Linked DNA regions of Homo sapiens: region 2 is linked to region 1. Evidence: chromatin loops called from intact Hi-C (ENCODE). Cell type or tissue: endothelial cell of umbilical vein. All regions are shown on one strand. Each heading gives the region's core, and the rest is flanking DNA. Links, peaks and the distances in the headings are about the cores only.

Evidence for each region. Hi-C counts contacts between places; a loop is a spot of excess contacts. Peaks named below come from ENCODE experiments on the same cell type or tissue, not always from the same donor. Only the 100,000 strongest peaks of a DNase experiment are listed, where the experiment ranks them.
Region 2: it touches region 1 in a loop (12-fold over the local background); 3 of 110 quality-filtered maps call a loop at or near these places.

What each region holds. Positions count from the first base shown.
Region 1 is chr20:57,508,455-57,518,519 of GRCh38, reverse strand. It overlaps CTCFL (CCCTC-binding factor like), which reads left to right. Exons shown (of 11, transcript NM_001386993.1): 6 at 2,686-2,806; 7 at 3,779-3,928; 8 at 5,768-5,928; 9 at 9,732-9,914. Among named protein-coding and RNA genes, the nearest start is that of CTCFL, 12 kb to the left of the region's middle. In endothelial cell of umbilical vein, for the core only: a CTCF peak has its summit at 4,093 (motif pointing left); a DNase peak (open chromatin) is centred at 4,079.
Region 2 is chr20:58,081,712-58,091,776 of GRCh38, reverse strand. No RefSeq gene overlaps it. Among named protein-coding and RNA genes, the nearest start is that of CIMIP1, 64 kb to the left of the region's middle. In endothelial cell of umbilical vein, for the core only: a CTCF peak has its summit at 4,326 (motif pointing right); a DNase peak (open chromatin) is centred at 4,346.

The DNA.
Region 1 (10,065 bases), core at 124-8,123:
TAAACCATCTGTGGTCAAGAAATAAGTCCCAGATTTGTTTAAAAGTTCTGCATTTTATCTAGTACTCTGGGCCACAAAATCAAAATGTATTTGCTCTAACGTAGAATGCAGATCCAATCTCAATGTTGGCTGAAATTTTTGAGCTTGATTAGATACAAAGCAGCTTGCTCGAAGATTTAAGCGTAGACGTTTCTGTTTTTAATTACAGAGAGACCACCCTTTTCAAACTTCAGGTGTGCCATAGTCATTTTAATTAATTTGCTTTATTTGTACCTTCTAACAGGTTTGGCGGTACTCACGTGAAACAGGCAGAGCACTGCTTTTACTAGTCAGTACCAGTTTCCACCAGTTAATTGTCAGGGTCTCACTGTGTGCTGGGAAACAGGCTGAGGCCCGGTTTTGAGCCTGGTCGGGACTGGGTCAACAGTACACCCAAATGGAACTAAGTTAAAGGGAACAGCTGATGATTAAATATAGTAACAGTGCAGCCGGGTTTCACAAATTGGGAAATTTCATGGTTAGGGTCAGAATTTGATTCCAAGAACTTTTTTCTGCTGTTACTATTTTTAAAAAAATTATTTCTCATCTGAGTTAAAGGTTGTGATTGTAGTATGAGAATGCAAAATGGAGGGATCAGGGAACAGAGTCACCTGGGGATCCTAAGCCTGGAGTGGACTTTTTGTTGGTGTCCTGCCGGTGCTTAGTACAAACTTCCTAGGTCCACGAGACCCTCCCCCAGTGCCAGTGGTCTGCACGCAGCCTGTGGGGGGTAGCCTCAGCACAGGGGTCTCTATTGCTGCCATAGCCCCCCATTTTTGCAGTCTCCTCAAGTCTTGCCATGCTTGTTTGTTCCCTCATCCCATCCCGTGACAAAAATGGCAGCAGGAACGTATCAAAGCTGTGGTGCAGATGTGCCCCTTTTTTTAAAAAAGCTTTTGAATTGGCCGGGCGCGGTGGCTCACGCCTGCAATCCCAGCACTTTGGGAGGCCAAGGTGAGCGTATTGCTTGAGGTCAGGAGTTCAAAACCAGCCTGGCCAACATGGTGAAACCCTGTCTCTACTAAAAATACAAAAAATTAGCCAGGTGTGGTGGCACATGCCTGTAGTCCTAGCTACTCAGGAGGCTGAGGCAGGAAAATCACTTGAACTTGGGAAGCAGAGGTTCCAGTGAGCCGAAATCGCGCACTCCAGTCTGGACGAGAGTGAGACACCGTCTCCAAAAAAAAAAAAAAAAAAGCATTTGAACTCCCATTGTCCTCCCATCCCACCTTTAAGAGTCATCCAGAGTCTTTTTTAATGGCCTTCTTTGCTCATTCACACCACTTATCCTCCTCAAAACTTTCATGCTATACAGTTTTTAAAATTCTTTTTGTTTTGCTTTCTAATATACTTGAAGGCATTCACTTTTCTTCTGAAAACCTAAGTGAAATTTTTTGGCTTGGCTGTTGTTTTCCATTCTAAGCTTTCTTTTGTTCTCGAGTGTTCCTTAGGCTTCTGTGCGCTCATCACTTACTGGGGAGGCAGATGGAGTGTGGCATCCCTGGGTCACCAGCAGGACTGATGCAGCTTCCTGATGTCTGTAGTCCACGTGTAGCTGATGCCCCCATTTCCTGCTAGCAGTAGATAAGGGCCTGTGATACACGAATACAGAATAAGAATAGTTCTAGAAGGCAATCAACGAGTCAGGCAGTGAATGCTCAAATGGGAGGTATTATGTTGTTTGCTATTTAACTGATTGCCTGGGATACATAATTACTCAAATTAGAATTTAATTTCTTCTACTTAAAACTTAATTCTTCTTAGGAACCTGCTGTCACATGGCACCAATGCTGAATAGCCAGGGACACCTTCCTCCACTCACACTGTTACTGTGGGGCCAGCCAGGGTGGAGTCTGCAGGACTTGTGACCATGAGGCAAGACATACAGATGTTCCTCCATTAAAGAGCTAGGGTTTCGTTTTTATTTTTATTTTTATTTTTTTTGAGACATGGTCTGACTCTGTTACCCTGGTTGGAGTGCAGTGGTGTGATCTTGGCTCTTTGCGGCCTCAGCCTCCCAGGCTCAAACAGTCCTGCCACCTCAGCCTCTCGAGTAGCTGGGACCACAGGTGTGTGCCACCATACCTAGCTCATTTTTAATTTTTGGTGGAGACAGGGTTTTGCTATGTTGCCCAGGCTGGTCTCAAACTCCTCAGCTCAGGTGATCCACCCCTCTCAGCCTCCCAAAGTGCTGGGATTACAGGCGTGAGCCACCACACCCAACGAGAGCTAGAGTTTCAAGATTTTCACTTTATGCAAGGAAAAAAAAATGTTTGCCTTTGTGCTTTTACAGTGTAATCTAAATTTTGTAACTATTGAGCATATATTGCCTTAGAAATGAAAACAAAATCTTGTATGGCATTTGGCAGGTAGGCTTAAAGTGAAGGTGAACGCGAAAGTCTCTCAGAACTGCTGCTCATTTTCCCTAAAGGAGCTTATACACACACACATCAAATGAGATAAAATCACCCATAACAGATGATCAAAAGTGATGACTTTTTCATGTTTTTTCAGTGAGTGAAATATGCTCTGGTGCTCTGATGTTAAAATATGATTAATTTAAATCTCTTTTACAATGCTGATTAATGGAAGACTCTGCCATTTTTTAGTTTCTATTGCAACGAACATCATTTATGTATTTATTAGGCAAGTAAATTGAAGCGCCATGTCCGATCCCACACTGGGGAGCGCCCCTTTCAGTGTTGCCAGTGCAGCTATGCCAGCAGAGATACCTACAAGCTGAAACGCCACATGAGAACGCACTCAGGTAAGGGCTCTGGTGCTGAAGGCCTGATACCTACAGTGTTAACTCTTAAAGCAAGCTTTAAAAAATTACTTTTTATTGGCACAATTAAAGTTCAAAGGTAAAAGTGGATTTTTGCGTGCCTTCATGATAAAAGAATCTTGATCTGTACTTTTACCTTTATTTAGCAGTAAGAGAGTCTGCATAGATACTGTGCCACAACCCCACTGTGTGGAGTAAAACACAAAGTATTTGCTTCCGTAGATTTTTCAGGTATTTAAAACTCAACTCCTGGCCAGGCATGGTGGCTCAAACCTGTAATCCCAGCACTTTGGGAGGCTGAGGCAGGAGGATCCCTTGAGTCCAGGAGTTTGAGACCAGCCTGGTCAACATAGGGAGACCCTGTCTCTACGAGTAATTTAAAAATTAGCTGGGCCTGGTGGTGCACACCTGTGGTCCCAGCTACTTGGGAGGCTGAAGCAGGAGAATCACTTGAACCCAGGAGGTTGAGGCTGCAGTGAGCCGGGATTGCGCCACTACACTCCAGCCTGGGTGACAGAGTGAGAACCTGTCTCAAAAAAAAAGAAAAAGTAAATAAAAATAAATAAAAGTCAACTCCTTAATTCATTCTTCAACTTTAAGGCAAAACATAAAGTGTGCTGCTTTTGTAACAGAGGTACTTGATGTCTTGTGTTAAGAATACATTTATGTGTACTTCTTGGTTATTCGTACAGCCCCATGGATGTGAACCACCTTGAACTCTTGCGTAGCCACCAGATGCGGGGAAGTCATGTCTCTGGTCCATCATGGACACAGCTGTACTTGACATAAGCTGTCTGGGCTTGATTTGGGAGTCTCATACTAATTGGGGGTTGTCCGGTGAGAAGGGGGTTGATAAAGGAGGCTTGGGGCAAAAAAAAAAAACACTTTCAGCACAGGTGGCCTTTGGCAAGGATCAGGCCTGGAGGGGGAATCACTTTGTTGTCTGCATCTCAGGTGAGAAGCCTTACGAATGCCACATCTGCCACACCCGCTTCACCCAGAGCGGGACCATGAAAATACATATTCTGCAGAAACACGGCGAAAATGTCCCCAAATACCAGTGTCCCCATTGTGCCACCATCATTGCACGGAAAAGCGACCTACGTGAGTGGTTTAGCGATCTTTCTTTTACTACAGCATTTGCTGGCTCTTTGGAGCGTGGTCCTATAAACCTGCAAAGTACTGGCCCTGATACTGGGAGGCCCGGTCTTCGGGAACTTGGCCCTGGGACGAATTTTCTTCCAGAAGTCCTGTCGCACCATCTGGTGGCTGCATCTCATAAGTGCATTTTATAGCATGTTTTTAGAATCCGGGCCCAGGCCTGTTCCGTATGCACGTGATAAGACCTTTCACAGATGGGTATTACTTCATTCCACATTGGGCCTATTTTTCAGATGAGGACACTGGGGATCAGAGACATAGAGTAACCTGCCTGGGAGTCATACGAACCAAGGGTGCTAGGAGGTGGCTGGATTCTGGGTTCCTATTTATCAGTGCTCTATCTATGGCACCCAGCAAGCTTTTGTTAAACCCTGGCTGTGGGCCTAAGAAGTTTTGGAAGCAGAAGTTTCAAAAGACACAGTTTTCCCCTTAAGACAGTCACTTCGGGAAAGGAGGCGGGCCTGTAACGTGTAATCCGCATCTACCACGGTGAGCCTTTTAACTGTCACACCCCACAGAGTGGGAGAGGGAATCCAGAGGGTCTTGGAACAGCAGGCCTAGGAGCTGGGATTTGATACTGCCTGTGGGGAAGCCAGCCAGTGTTGAGCAATGGGAGGGAGGGTGTGGGAAGCGTGAGTGAACGAGCCTCTTCTTTGTTTCAGGATTCCTGGGCCTCCCTTTTCCATGATCTTATTTCTCTTTCCAAAATATATGACACTGTGATACACAAAAATATGTTAGCAGAACAAAAAATTTGACCCTTTTGCCCAAAGAGATTCTGGAGATGAGATGAATTTTTTTGAAAACCTTTCTGAAAGGCGAAAGGTGTTCCACAAAGTCTTCACTTTTATTTTTCATCTGGACCATTCTGTCATTGTTGCCGTAGATACCAGCACATCACAAAACACAGTCCAGTGGGGCTTGGTGGGGCACAAGTCTAGCCAGTTGCTAGACTTTTTTGACACCATGGCAAAGTAACATGGTTTATATCCATCTCATGCCAGTGGGTGATACACTCCACATAGCCCTATAAGATGCTTTATAAACACATTAATTCTTCCTTCCCATGACTGTATGAGAAATCAAGCTCTCTAAATGTCTGAGTCACTGTGGGTAAGGTGGAGTAGCTCCATCACACAGCTGTCCATTGTCATTTGGCTTCTTACACAAGTATCACAAGACCATCATGCTTTAGACTTAGATGAGCAAACCCAGCCAGACCTTACCATGTGTCTCAGGTTAATTTCAACATAGGAAATAACAGGGCACTGACTTCTAACAACGAGTGGATTATTTAAGGTAAAATAAAGATATTATATCTTTTTATATAAAACCACCTTAACATCATCCTAAAATTCACCTACCCCATAATAGTTCTCAAAGTGCTTTGTTCAATGAACATTTTAGGTCCAGTGTGACATACCTTATATAACATTTAACTCCATACCGAGAGTATTAAAATGATATTTCAGCATTCTGTTCGTTTAAAGCAGTGGTTCTCAGCTGAGAATGATTTTACCACCCAGAAGACAGGCGGTGATATCTAGAGGTATTTTGGCTTTCACAACCGGGGAGAAAGAGGTGCTGCTGGCATCTGGTAGACAGACACCAGGAATGCTGCTTAACATCCTACAATGCACAGGATAGCCCACCCTGCCCTGCCCAGGAAGGAACTAGCATGTTCCAGCGCCAAGGCTGAGAAACCCCGGTTTAGAGGAGAGGGGAAGCAGGCTAACAGAAAACAACACTCTTGAAGTATATAATGTTCTGTGACCATTTTAGGTGTGCATATGCGCAACTTGCATGCTTACAGCGCTGCAGAGCTGAAATGCCGCTACTGTTCTGCTGTCTTCCATGAACGCTATGCCCTCATTCAGCACCAGAAAACTCATAAGAATGAGAAGAGGTTCAAGTGCAAACACTGCAGTTATGCCTGCAAGCAGGTATTGTACTTTACTTAATTTGGAGAGGCAGTGGTGTATGGAAGAATGGAGGGCTGGGTGGGATTCTCTACCACCTTGAAGATACTGAGAAAAGTCATGCTTTTAATAGAGTAGCCTATTCAGAATAACCAGAAAGCAACTGTGAGCCAGTCATTCAAAACAACAGTTCTTAAAGTATGTTCACATATCCCCAGAGCTCCCTGTGACCAACTAGGGCCCCACAAGAGCCAAGCCTTTGTTATGATAATGGAAAGGTGTCATTTGCCCTTTTGAGACATTGACATTTGCACTTTTGGTGCCAAAGTAGTGGTGGTCCTTAGCCCGGATCAAGGCAGTGACACCCAGTGGAATTGGTGGTTGTGGTATTCTTCACCTTCACACACTGGCAGCAAAAATAAAGGGCAGTTTTACATGACAGTGTGCTTGAAGAGGCAGTTAAAGTTGTTAACTTTATTCAGTCTTTACCTGGAATACTTTCTTTTTAATAATCTTTGTGATGAGATGAGAAGCCGGCATACGCACCTCCACTGTCTTCCAAAGCTTGGAGGAAAAGCACCTGGGGGTTTGTTTGAATTTCCAGCTCAAGTAGCCACTTTCTCAGTGAATGTCATTTTCACTAAGAAAGGAACAAGATAAACAAATTCTGTTTACTCAGTCATTGGGCGTTGGTGGACATTTTTTTAAAAAATGAACAATGTAGGCCAAGTGCAGTGGCTCACACCTGCAATCCCAGCACTTTGGGAGGCCGAGGCATGTGGATCACTTGAGGTCAGGAGTTTGAGACCAGCCTGGCCAATATGGTGAAACCCCGTTTCTATTAAAAAATACAAAAATTAGTTGGGCGTGGTGGCACACGCCTGTAGTCCCAGCTACTCAGGAGGCTGAGGCAGGAGAATTGCTTGAACCTGGGAGGCAGAGGTTGCAGTGAGCCGAGATCGCGCCACTGCACTCCAGCCTGGGAAACAGAGCAAAACTCCATCTCAAAAAAAAAAAAAGGGGGGGGATTAGAGTGATTTTTTTAAAGCAACTTTTATATTGTGTGATGAAATATGTCAGCATTTAGAAGATCTGCATAACTCAAGTGAACTAGTATTTTCCAAATGACCAATCCATGATGTTACAGACTCACACACAGGTAAAAGATCCATTCAAAGTAAAAGATAGACCAAGAGGTTATAATGTCGCAGAGGAGCACAAGTTCTTTGGCACGGTTTCAGATTCCACATTGCAACCCATGGTAAGAAATTACCATGGCCAGACACACTGGCTCACACCTATAGTCCCAACACTTTGGGAGGCCGAGATGGACAGAACTGTTGAGCTCAGGAATTCAAGACCAACCTGGGCAACATAATGAGACCCTGTCTCTACAAAAAAATACAAAAATTAGCTGTGGGTGGTGGTGCATATCTGTCCCAGCTACTCAGGAGGCTAAGGTTGGAGGATCACTTAAGCCCAGGAGGTTGAGGCTGCAGTAGGCTGTGTTCATACCACTGCACTCCAGCACGGACAACTGAGTGAGACCCTAAAAAAAGAAATTACTACTAACTGAATTTTAGTGTAATAGCAGAGAAGAATGCCCACAGTTATTTGGAAGAGCTAGTAAAATGTTGCTCTCTTTTCAAACTACATGTCTGTGAGACCAAATTTTCTTTATCACTTAACATACTCCAGTGGACTGAGGGAAGAGCAGAGATAGGAATCCATCTGAATTCTTTTTTTATTTTTTTATTTTTTAGACGGAGTCTCACTCTGTTGCCCAGGCTAGAGTGCAGTGGCGCTATCACTGCAAACTCCACCTCCTGGGTTCACGCCATTCTCCTGCCTCAGCCTCCTGAGTAGCTGGGACTACAGGCGGCCCCCACCACGCCTGGCTTATTTTTTGTATTTTTAGTAGAGATGGGGTTTCACCATGTTAGCCAGGATGGTCTCGATCTCCTGACCTCGTGATCTGCCCGCCTCGGCCTCCCAAAGTGCTGGGATTATAGGCGTGAGCCACCGCGCCTGGCCCCGAATGCTTTTAATAGAGCTGTCAGACTTAGCAAATAAAAATACAGCACACTTAGTGACATTTGAACTTCAGACAACAACAAATAGTTTTATATACAAGTAGTTGCAGCCTGTATTTTAACTGGAAACCTTATCTATTAAGACAGACATTAGGTTATTTTTGTTTTGAAAAATAGATAATTTTACAGAAATAATATGTAGTTGGTTTGTTTTTATTTTTAAATGAGTTAATAAATTGTTTTATTTTAAAAAACACTTAAGAATTCCCCAGGTTTGCTTTCTAAGAAAGTAAATACTAATACATGCCACCTGTATACATAAAAGCTCTTCAGAGGCCACAGTAATTTTTTAAAGTATAAAAGGCCCTCAGAGTAGAAGTTTGAAAACCAAAACACTGCTTCAAAGTATTGCATGCTATTGGTTACCAAAGGTGAAAATCAGTGCTTACTGTGTGTTTTGAAGTGTGGGCTGTAAACTGTAAATGCTTTGAATAAGGGAAAAGGAGTTTTTCTGGTAGATTTTGAACAAAGAATATTCTGAGGCCTCAGGCTCATACTTATTCAAATGAACTAGGAGGGCTTCCTGAAAGATGGATAGGACTTGGAAAGGATGAGGGGCCCTGGAGCAGGCATACAGCAGGTATGTGGGAGTAGAGAGCAGCCAGGCAGGTCATGGCCGTGGGCAGAGGCTTGGAGCACTGCTGGGTGCTCCTGGCTGCCGCGGTCCTGGAGAGTCAGGCTCCCAGCAGGGAGCGCCAGAGATGCTGTCCCAAAGGAGGGTGATGAGGTGAAAGCTGTGCATGGAAGAGGGTGTTTAGTGAATTGGGTGAGAGAAAGATTAGAAGAAAGAGCATCAGTTAGGCCACTGACAGTAATGCAGAAATGGCCGAATATATATTTAATCCAAATAATCATCACATTTTAAATAAAACAAAATGTGTACTTTTGCTTGACTTCATACATATTTTTTTCCTGATTTCCCAAATTATTTTCTCCTGTCTAAGATAAAATCTCTATTTAGGCCAGGTACAGTGGCTCACACCTATAATCCCAGCACTTTGGGAGGCTAAGGCAGGAGAATTGCTTGAGGCTAGGAGTTTGAGACCAGCCTGGGCAACATAGTGAGACCCTGTCTCTACAAAAAATACAAACTGAGCCGAGCATAGTGGCATGCGTCCACAGTCCCAGCTACTCAGGAGGCTGAGGCAGGAGGATCACTTGGGCCCAGGAGTTTGAGATTGCAGTGAGCTATGATTGTGACAGAGCGAGACCCTGTCTCAAAAAAAAAAAAAAAAAAATCGGTATTAAGATCTGTTACGATACTATTGGGAAGTAAATGGAAAAATGTTGATACTTAAGGTACTTGCAACCCCAAAGGTCTGCTGAATTTAAACTCTGACATTTGATTTTTAAGTTTGCAGGTTCTATTTGCCCTTTGTAAATTCAGGTAATTGTAAATAGTTGTATAGAAGGAGGACTCCCAGTAATGAGAGGACAAAGGACCATCCTTTCACGCCCTGCGGTGTGTACTCCCACATCCCAACAGGACAGGAGAGCCAGCAAGGAATCCACTGCAAGACCTTTGTCACTTGCTGCTGCATACGAGTTTTGTTTCCTAGGCGGCCACTTACTGAGAGTGAATGCTGCCTTGTTCAGAATGTGTTTGCAGTAATTCTGCTTAATAGTGGACTCATCTTTGGGGAGGGAAATAAAAGGTATTGTATGATAAACAGTGTCTAATATCGAGAAAACCCTTTGAACTAGACAAGCTGCTTTCTTCCCCTTCCCTCTTAGGAACGTCATATGACCGCTCACATTCGTACCCACACTGGAGAGAAACCATTCACCTGCCTTTCTTGCAATAAATGTTTCCGACAGAAGCAACTTCTAAACGCTCACTTCAGGAAATACCACGATGCAAATTTCATCCCGACTGTTTACAAATGCTCCAAGTGTGGCAAAGGCTTTTCCCGCTGGGTAAGCTTACTTAAGTCACAGTAAATCCCCCATGGAAAGATCCCTCTATCTCAGGAGGACAGTGTCACACCAGGAGAGTTTAAACCCGATTATAGAAACCTGCCAGGACTTCAGGAGCATCTGTCATGCCTTAGGAAAGTGGTTATTAGTT
Region 2 (10,065 bases), core at 916-8,915, 570 kb before region 1:
TCTTTAGCATAAAATGGATGGTTCTATTAGATTAGAGTTGTCAGAGGTAAAACCCAGGATGCCAAGTTAAGCTTCAATTTCAGATCAACAATTTTTTTTTTAGTATAAGGATGTCCCAAATATTTAGTATACGTATGGCAGATACTCATACTAAAAATATTTGTTTATCTGAAATTTAAATGTAACTGGCATATTGTAGGTTTCTTCTTAAGTCAGATTTCTTGCATGTTTTCCCATGTGAATAGTCATTGACATGTTGAGCATTTATTGAGCACTTTCTGTGTTTCAAGCCACGTTCTAGGCCCTGAGAAAGCAGGTTCGTGGAATCCCTGCCCTGAAAGACCTTACATTCTTGTTGAGGGCAGGGAGTCCAGGAGAAAGCTGACAAAATCAGATAAATTAAAAAACAAGACAACTTCAGCTGGCGAAGGCGTTCACGAGGGGGCTCCTGGGCTGAGTTTTGGAGGAGGCAGAGTAGCTCGTCACGCAAAGCTCTTCCTGGAGAAGTCCAGGCAGAGGGAATAGTGGTCGGAGTGAAGTTGGTGTGTTCCAGGAAGGGAGGGAAAGCCAGGTGGCTGGAGCAGAGCGAGCAGAGGCCATGGTGGCCGCTACAGACTGAACATTTGTGTTCTCACTCTCCAGTTCATTTGCTGACACCTCATCCCCAGTGTGATTGCACTTGGAGGTACAGCCTTGGGAAGTGAGTACCAGAGAGCTGCCTTGCCCCTTCTACCGTGCGTGCACACAGAGAGAAGATGGCCCTTCATGAAGAATCAGGCTCTCAATAGACACTGAACCTGCCGACACCTTGACCTTGGACTTCCAGCCTCCAGAACCGTGAGAAATGTTTCTGTTTTTAAACCACTCAGCCCATGGTTTTGTTGTAGCAGTTTGAATGGACTGAGACAGGAGGGGCAGGAGGGAAGGGAACAAGATCACGTGGGCTCCTGGGTCCTGGGAAGAGGGAGCACAGAGAGGCCCCAGGATTTCCTGTGCCGTGAGAGCCACTGGAGGGCTTCAGGAGGTGACAGGTTTGGATCCGAGTTAGACAAAGTCATGCTGGCTGCAGTGGGGACATCAGTGGGAGGAGAGCAGACAGCCAGAGCTGCCTCTTTAACCGGGTGAGCAAGGCTGGTGAATTGGGCTGGGGTATAAGCCATGGAGCTCCAGAGAAGGGGAAGATTTCGATGGATGTTTTGGGGTAATGTGGGCGGAGTTGACACTGAACTGGATGTATAATAGTGGGGAGGTTAAGGGGGTTCAAGGGTGGTTCAGCCCACTCTTGGGTGGCAGGTACTGGTGCCCATTATGGTGATGGGGCTGGGGAGGGTCAGGTTTGGGACTGGGTTGGGGGCCAAGAATTCTGTATCTCTAGCCAAGGATGGCCCAGTGCAGCAAGGACAGAGACCAGGGCTGATTTGCGAAGGGAGTTGAGGGCATGATACGGAGCACACTGGAGTGCAGTCTGGGAGTTTGGGTGTGATGACACCAGAAGGACACATGGGATTCGGCTGCCCCTCTGGGTATGCTAACCCTACCCCTCTGAAGCATGATAGCAATACAATTCTGCAGCATGGCTCCCTCCAGCTCTAGGAATTTTGCAGCTCCTGTGGCTGGCCAACCACCATGAATTTTTAAAAGTAATAAACTGCCCAGGCATAGTAGCTTACGCCTGTAATCCCAGCACTTTGGGGGGCCAAGGCGGGTGGATAACTTGAGCCCAGGAGTTTGAGACCAGCCTATGCAACATGGTGAAATACTGTCTTTACAAAAAATACAAAAAAATAGCTGGGTGTGGTGCCACACACCTGTAGTCCGAGCTACTTGGGTGGCTGAGAGGTGGGAGGATTGCTTGAGCCCAGGGGGCTGAGGCTACACTGAGCCATGATCATATCACTGCACTCCAGCCTGAGAAACAGAGAGACACCCTGTCTCAAAGATAAATAAATAAGTAAATAAACAAGAACCCTGAACAGAGGGGTGGTAAGTCCTTCAGTGAAGGTAGACAGGAATTCGGGAATCCACCGTTTCCCAGAATTATTTTCTGTGGTCACTGCTATGCTGAGTGTTCTTTCTCTTCTCTTCTCTTTCTCTTTTCTTTTCTCCTTCCCTCCTTCCCTTCCTTCCTTCCTTCCTTCCTTCCTTCCTTCCTTCCTTCCTTCCTTCCTTCCTTCCTTCCTTTCTTTCTTTCTTTCTTTCTTTCCTTCTTTCTTTCTTTCCTTCTTTCCTTTCTTTTTTTCTTGAGATGGAGTCTCACTCTGTTGCCCAGGCTGGAGTGCAGTGGCACCATCTCGGCTCACTGCAACCTCTACCTCCCGGGTTCAAGTGATTCTTCTGCCTCATCCTCCCAAGTAGCTGGGATTACAGGCACTCGCCACCGTGCCTGGCTTATTTTTTTCTATTTTTAGTAGAGGGGAGTTCTGCCATATTGCCTAGTCTGGCCTCCAACTCCTGGCCTCAAGTGATCCACCTGCCTCAGCCTCCCAAAGTGCTGGGATTACAGATGTGAGCCACCGCGCTCGGCCTATGCTGTGTTTCCAATCATGAATCTTGGTGTGGGGGCAGGGATGAGAGCACCATATTTAATTTCCCTGATATCTTCTTTCAGGTTGGTCCAATGCAGGACCTGGGAAGGTAGAAAACGTCTAGGCTGATAGGTTCCCTCTTGATAAGAAGTTTCCTGTTCTTAATGGTCCATCCACTCTCTGAGCAAATAGAGAAGAATGACCTTCTCCTCTGGCTTGGAATTGGTCCTGAGAGGGAAGGGCCATTCTGAGAAAGGTCCCTGAGATGAGACCTGATACTTGAGACCATACGAAGCAAATCCCTGAAGATGTGTTCAGCTGCAGGCTGAGAACCTGAGATGAGACCTGATGCTTAAGGGCCACGCAAAGCAAATCCCTGAAGATGCATTCCACTGCAGGCCCTGGAGAATCCGCCTGCCCTGACTGCCTCACACAGCGAGGCCGTGGATAGGTGGGCTATTGGTTCTGGGCTCGGTTGCCCAGCACATCCTCAGGGATCCGGCCTTTCCTATCTTTTGTTTCACCCTTCTGAGCATATTGGCTTTCCTTCCTCATGCTTGTTGCCTCAGGGTCACATGAGGATGGCCATACCTCCAGGCATCACATCTGAGTTCAAGGTGGAAGAAAGGGGAAGAGCTGTGCTAGGCCCATCACTCCTTTAACAGAAAAAAGCTTTCCCAGAAAAGCTACCATCAGACTTTTATTAGAACTGAGTTACATGGCCACTCCCAGCTGCCAGGGAGGCTGGGAAAGAGGGAAGCAGGATCTCGGATCAGCTTAGACAGATCATGGCCCATGTGGGCCTTTACTACCCGAATCCAGCTTGGAACTTGTTCTCCAAGAAGAAGGAATCTGGATATTGGGCAGGACACTGATAATGTCTCCTCATGCATGGCACTGTCCTTAGTGCTGACCTACCAACCCTCCAGAGAGGACGGGGGTTTGCAGGTGTTACCCTGCCCTTGTAGAACACAACCCGTCTGCACATAAACGCTAGTGGGCCAGTTAGAAAGGATCCAGACCAGCTCCTTCCATGCAGCACCGCGGGTGCACATGAGTCAAATAGGAGCTACACTTAGTCAGTGCTCCCTGGGCATTAAAGTAAGATTTCATTTTCTACTCTGAAGGACCTTATGAGGTGGGCATTATTATTATTTTCATTATGCAAATCAGGATATTCTGGTTTTTCAGAATAACTTCCCCAAGGTCAAATAAATTGTAACAGGCAGAACAAGGATTAGAGTTTGCCCCCCGAGTCTGGGCTCTGAACTGCTCAGTACTGACCTCTCTTCCCAGGGAGATCTGACTGAGATCCAGCCTCCCATCAGAGAGGAGAATGGAGAGCACCATGATTTAGGGCAGTCAAGACATCCCTTGCTTTCTGTAGTCAACGGCAGGTTTCACAACTCACGATAATGAGCTTGCTTGCTTCTGGGGTTACTGGTTTAGTACCTGTATCCCCCACTAACATGTAATCTCACGGATACAGGAACTGTAGCTGCCCCCACACTATTGTATCTCCCAGAAAACAAAGAGCACTTTGAAATATGAGTGGCAAATTTGAAGTCACAATCACAGATGCTACAGATACAGACACTGGTTGGTTTGCAATTGAGCTGCATCAGACATGGGCAACTCTAAGTACGGCGGGGAACTCCAGGTGAACAGTAGTAGGGATTTTTAAAGAATGTAATGATGTCTAATGATTCATTGGCCCAACATTGGGCTGGCTAGCTGGGAAGGAAATCAGAGTAATTAGCTTTAGAGCTGGTTGCCTGCTGGTTGGAATTCCATGCTCTGGCCACAAGGGGACAGCACTTGAGAGACGATGTTCCCGGGCATCCATTGTTCCTTTCTCCAGGGGCTTTGCAGTCAGACTCTTTTATTTGGTTGGTGTTTCTTCTTCCATCCAAGAACAACCACACACTACAATTCATGGAATTAAATTTCACATCAGTTAAAGGCCAGATAAAGAGAGCTGGGGTTCGGCTAGAAGTAGTCCAGGAAGGCTCCCTGGAGGAGGTAGATCTTGGTCTGGATGGGCCAGGGCCATTGGTATTACACCTCAGCAATTCAATTCACCTGCATTGCTTGAGTGCCTACTGTATGCCAGGTACTGCCCCTGGTGCAGTGGGCAAGACAGAGGCATTAGATGGGGCCCCTCATGGAGGACACGGTTTAGTTGGTGAGCGGATGATGCTCACACAGCTGTAATGTAAGTCAGAAGTTGATGAAGGCAACAAAGAAAAGGTAACAAGGTCAGATTTATTCTCACCGACGGGACCTGAAGCAGTATCGCTGAGGAGGAGGCATTCGAGTTGGACTCTGAGGAAGGGGTAGCATCGGTCAGGATGGTTTCACGGGCCTCACCCCGTGTTTTCCCCACCTGAGCTGGGAGGTAATGCCAAGAAAGCATTTACAATGCCAGGTGTATGTGTGATCCAGACACGGAGGGTAAGAAGGCAAACTTTACTATTGGGCAGATGTGAGTTCAAGTCTCACCCTGGTCATTTCTAAGCTATGCCATCTTGAAATGATGTAACCTTTTTAAGTTTAAGTTTTCTCATCTACCAAATGGTTATAGTGCTTGTACTGACCTTGTAGCTTGTTCTATAAGTTACATAAACAAATAAAAAATTATTAATATCTTGAGATTGAAATTCCACATGGCTTATAACCTGGGAAGAGAGAAGAAAAGGCATTCAGTTATTCAACATATGCTTATAAAACACCTACTATGTGCTAGGCATTATGCCGGGCCCTGGGGCTATAACAGGCTCTGAAAAAAATAGATATTCTCACCCTCATGGAGCTAGTGTGGAGAGAAAGCAAACAAAATAAGGCAATTGAATAAAAAATAGAGAAATCATGTCTTTTGTAGAAACGTGGATGGAACTGGAGGCCATTATTCAATGTGAGATGACTTGGAAGCAGAAAGTCAAAAACCACATGTTCTCAGTTATAAGTGGGAGCTAAGCGATGTGTGCACACAGACATATGGAGCAGAATAATGGACACTGGAGACTGGGGAGTGTGGACGAGTGGGGAATGGATGAGGGATGAAAAATTACCTGTGGGGTGCCTATTTGGGTGTGGTACATGAAAAGCCCAGATGTCACCACTGTGCATTATTATATCCATGTAACAATCGCACTTGTAGCCCCTAAATCTAGAAAAATAAAAAAAATTTTAAAGAACAACAAGAAAAAATAAGGTAACCTACAGCAGGCCAGTTGGCCATAAGTTTTTTTGAGAAAGTAAATCAGGGAAGAGGGTAGGAATTGACAATCTGGAGAGGAGGGGGCCATTTTTAAACGATTTTCTTGGGAAGCTTCCAGAGGGCTTGCCTTAGGGGACAGTACGAAAGAAATAAATCTTCAAAACTTTTTGATAGCAACAGAGAACCATAGATTTAGATACGTTTGGTAAAGTTTTAAAGGCCAGCGGCGATCAAACTGCCAATGTCCAGGAGGAAAATGGGAGAAAATGAAAACTAACTTCAATGCAATTTTAAAAAAGGAAAAAAATAATAAAAAAAAGATGGTAAACATATATTATCAAACAGGTGGAGATATAGTCTCTCAGATTTGACTTAAAAAGCAAAAGCCAACTCTAAACCGTTCACAAGACACAGCCCAAATAACCTGACCCAGAAAGGTTCATAATAAAGAAAGGAGCTCTGGTAAGTGGGACAACATGAGGGGAGCCGAAAGCAGGGATGAAATGTGACAATGAGATTAAGCAAAACTGAAGGCCACAGGCAGGAAATGGTAAGCCGAGGAATACTTTCTACTGACAAAATCTATAATCCACCAAGCAGACATAGCGGGCCCAAATCTTAATCGGCCAAATGTTTCACTGGGCGCAAAGACTATAATGCACCATCTCGACAAAGCCCCAATCATAGCAATAGACTTTGACTTTCCCCTCTCATAATTGGATAGGTCACGTGGACAAATAAGCAGATAAGGAATGTGGGCAACACAATGAACAAGCTTGATTTATGAAATGTCAATACAACTCTGTTCCAAAGAAACAGCCCCATTCTTCTCCTGGGCGCACGGAACATTTTTGATATTAGTCGTGTTCTTGGCTCACAAGTAGATTATTTACTGCCACAAACAGAAACTCTGACTCAGGCAGTTTAAGTCATGGGGAAATGTAGAAACCCATGTCCAGGAGGTCAAGGGAGGGTGGGCACCAGGGTGGGCACCAGCAGGGGCCCTCGGCCTCTCTCTTAAGGCTGGCTGTGGTGAGGTGGAGCAACTGAGACAGGGCCTCCCTTGTTTTCTTCCACTGGAAGAAAAAAAGGAATTTCTTCAACCATGCAATAAAAGTCCTTCTCTTTAGTCAGATTGGGTTACTGATATCAAACGCCCACCCTTGAATCAAGAAGAGTTGCCCAAGACAATGCACAGATTGGTTTCACCTGGAAGCCATGGGCAAGACAGATCGAATCGTCATGATTGACCAAGACCACTCAAGTCCCACCCGGGGAGCTGGGGCAGGCTCCGCTTCCCCACGGGCTGTGTGGAGGGAGGGGATCTGGAGTAGTGTCAGGGGTGGGAGGGGAAGGAGGAAGGGGAGAAGGATGCTGAATAGGAACCAACAGAGTCCATTACTCTGGCCAAGAGGAGAATGTTAACAAATTCTGGAAAGGATGTAACTTACGGGCCAAATTTTCTGCCAATAATGCTTTATGATATTTGTAAGAAAACTAGATTCTTAAAATGGAAGCACATCTTCTGTACTGTAAAGTGCACAGTGTTAAGTATACACCTGAGTGAATTTTTACACATGTACAGCCACCCAGAACACCTCCTGAAGCTTCCCATGCACTGCTTCGCAGCTAATGCCTCCTTCCAAGAGGCAACCGCTGTACTATTCCGACTGCAGTCACTATAGATTAGCTTTGTCTGCTCTTGAATCTTTCACAGATGGAATTATATGGCCTGTAGTCTATTGTGTCAGCTTCCTTTACTCAATATAGTGTTGGCGACATTCACATATGCTGTTGTGTATATCAGTCCCATTGTTTATTGCTGCATAGTGCTCCTTTGTATGAATTCACCACTGTCCTTTCTCTAACAAATTGATAATTTCACTGGGAAATTTTAAAGCATACTCTTCTAAATAATTTTTAAATCAAGGAGAAAATAGAAACTTAAATTTTATATCAATATTATTTATCAAATATTGATATATTACAGCAACATCTTGGATGTAGCCAAAGCCATATTCAGAGGAAAATCTATATCCCAAAATTCTTTTATTGTTAAGAATGAGGGGCTATGAATGACTAATAATTAAACTAAAGAGTATAGAAAACACTATAAATAAAGCAGAAAACAGAAAGTTGTATTATTAGAGAGTAAAGCAGAAATTTATTAGGAAAAATAGTAAAGTTGATAAGTAAAATAAAGAGTTGATTATTTCAGAAGCCGAGCAGGGTGGTGAGTGCACATAGTCCCACCTACTTGAGAGACTGAAGCAGAAGGATTGTTTGTGCCCAGAACTTCAAGGCCAGCCTAAACAACATAGTGAGACTGTCTCTAAGCAAACAAACACAAAATAGTTGCTTATTTCAAAAGACAAATAAAATAGACAACCACCTCATACGTTTGTACAATAAAAAGAATAAAACAAATATTTGCATCATAAAAAATGAGAAAAGATTTACCATCACAAGTATGCATAATATTTTTAAAATGACAAGAAAATATTTAAAAATCTAGGGAGATCATAGATGACTTTCTCTAATGTTATAAATATGGAAAATTGACTCTGAACACTCAACTGTGATAAACTGGCTTGCAAACAACCACATTGGGCAAGGGAGGGGCAGATGGGCCCTGGGCAGGTATCACTACTTGGAAATACGGGCCCAAGCTGGTCAGACCTGACTTTTTAAAGGGGGGCCAATAATTGAACGTTTTGTGTAATTTCTGAGTTTTTCTATGCCAACAATGAGTACCTTTTTTTACACTTAACATGGATGAAATCAAATTTGCTGATAGATTTGGTCATCATTTTGTAAGCTTTATTAAAATGGACTTGGATGCATGGAAATGAAGAATCAAAGGAAAGAAGAGCATCTTTTTGCAAGCTTCAGTTTCTCTGAAAAGAAAGTCTAATTCTGCATGGTTCAATAGGAATATAATGTGAGCCACCATATAATTCTGCATTTTCTAATATCCATGACAAAAAAATTAGAAACAGGTGAAATTAACTTTTAAAATTTATCTATATCCAAAATATTGTCATATCAATATATAATAATTTAAAGATTATTGATAACATAGTTTATATTTTCTGTCTGTCTTTGAAATCCGGTGTATGTTACAGTTATAGCACATTTCAATTTAGCCACTATATTTTCATCAGAAATAGTTGATCAATATTTAGATTTTGTAAAGTTGAAATCGACAATTGAAAACGTGGATTCCTATATTTATGTTGTTCCAAACATATTTAAAGTTTGGAATTGTGCATAAAAAAACCATTTTCCTTTAACATTCCCATGCACATTGCCAAAACTGGTTCATCTTGTTGTTTAGAAGAAGTGATTTGACTTTGAAGCCAAAGCATATCGGTTTCCAAACTATCCAAGTTAAGTAAATTAACTAACTCTTGTGATAACTCAGTATTATTAACCTTGAATGCAAAGGGGACATCACATAAATTTGAAAAAAAAAACCTCAAAATTTATCAATATTAACCAAATGTTCTTCAAATTTTTCTGATAGCTTTTGCAGCCAATTTACATAATGCTGCCAATTACAATGAAAATCTACATATTGATTTGTGTTGGAAAAATGTGAAAATCATTATTATTGATTTGCATTATGAAAGGTTCAAATTTTGGCATAAATTCGTCTACCCATCTGACTAGGTCACTGATAAACTCTTTCATTCTTTGGGGCTTCAAATTTAGCTCTTTCATATGTGTGTGATAATAGTGAGAAAACGTTAAACCAAACTGGCGGGGGTTTTTGTCTTTGATTGCATATTTGGCAAGTATGTCCTTTGTTTCAAAGAAATCTTGAATTCAAGTCAACACCACAGTAAATCTTTGTAAAACTCTTTCATAACTCAGCCAATGAGCAAAGAAAGAACACAACATCATTAAATTCGTTGTCTTCTATTTTCAGCCATAAAGTCATGATGATTCATAGCCCTTGCACATAAAAATACTAAATGATTTTAACCACTATATCCATGGCACTTCCTAGAGTCTGTTTCAGAAGACTGGACACAAATGTTTTTAATATGTACCATACTGTGGAATGAAGCATTAAGGGAAATAGCAGTCTCTTCTTTCAATATTCCAGCAAATCTGGATTTTTGATCTAAGATAGCTGATCTGTCATGATAGAAACTAATTTTCTCATTTCTAGCTGAAATTCTTCTTTGACAGATGTAGAAGATACAAAATTATCTATGCCATGAGTTCAATGTTTTAAGCCGTGAATGGACAACATTCCCTCTTAAATTTGAAAATCCTTTGAGATGAAATTTACTCAAAGTGTTAATTGGGCAG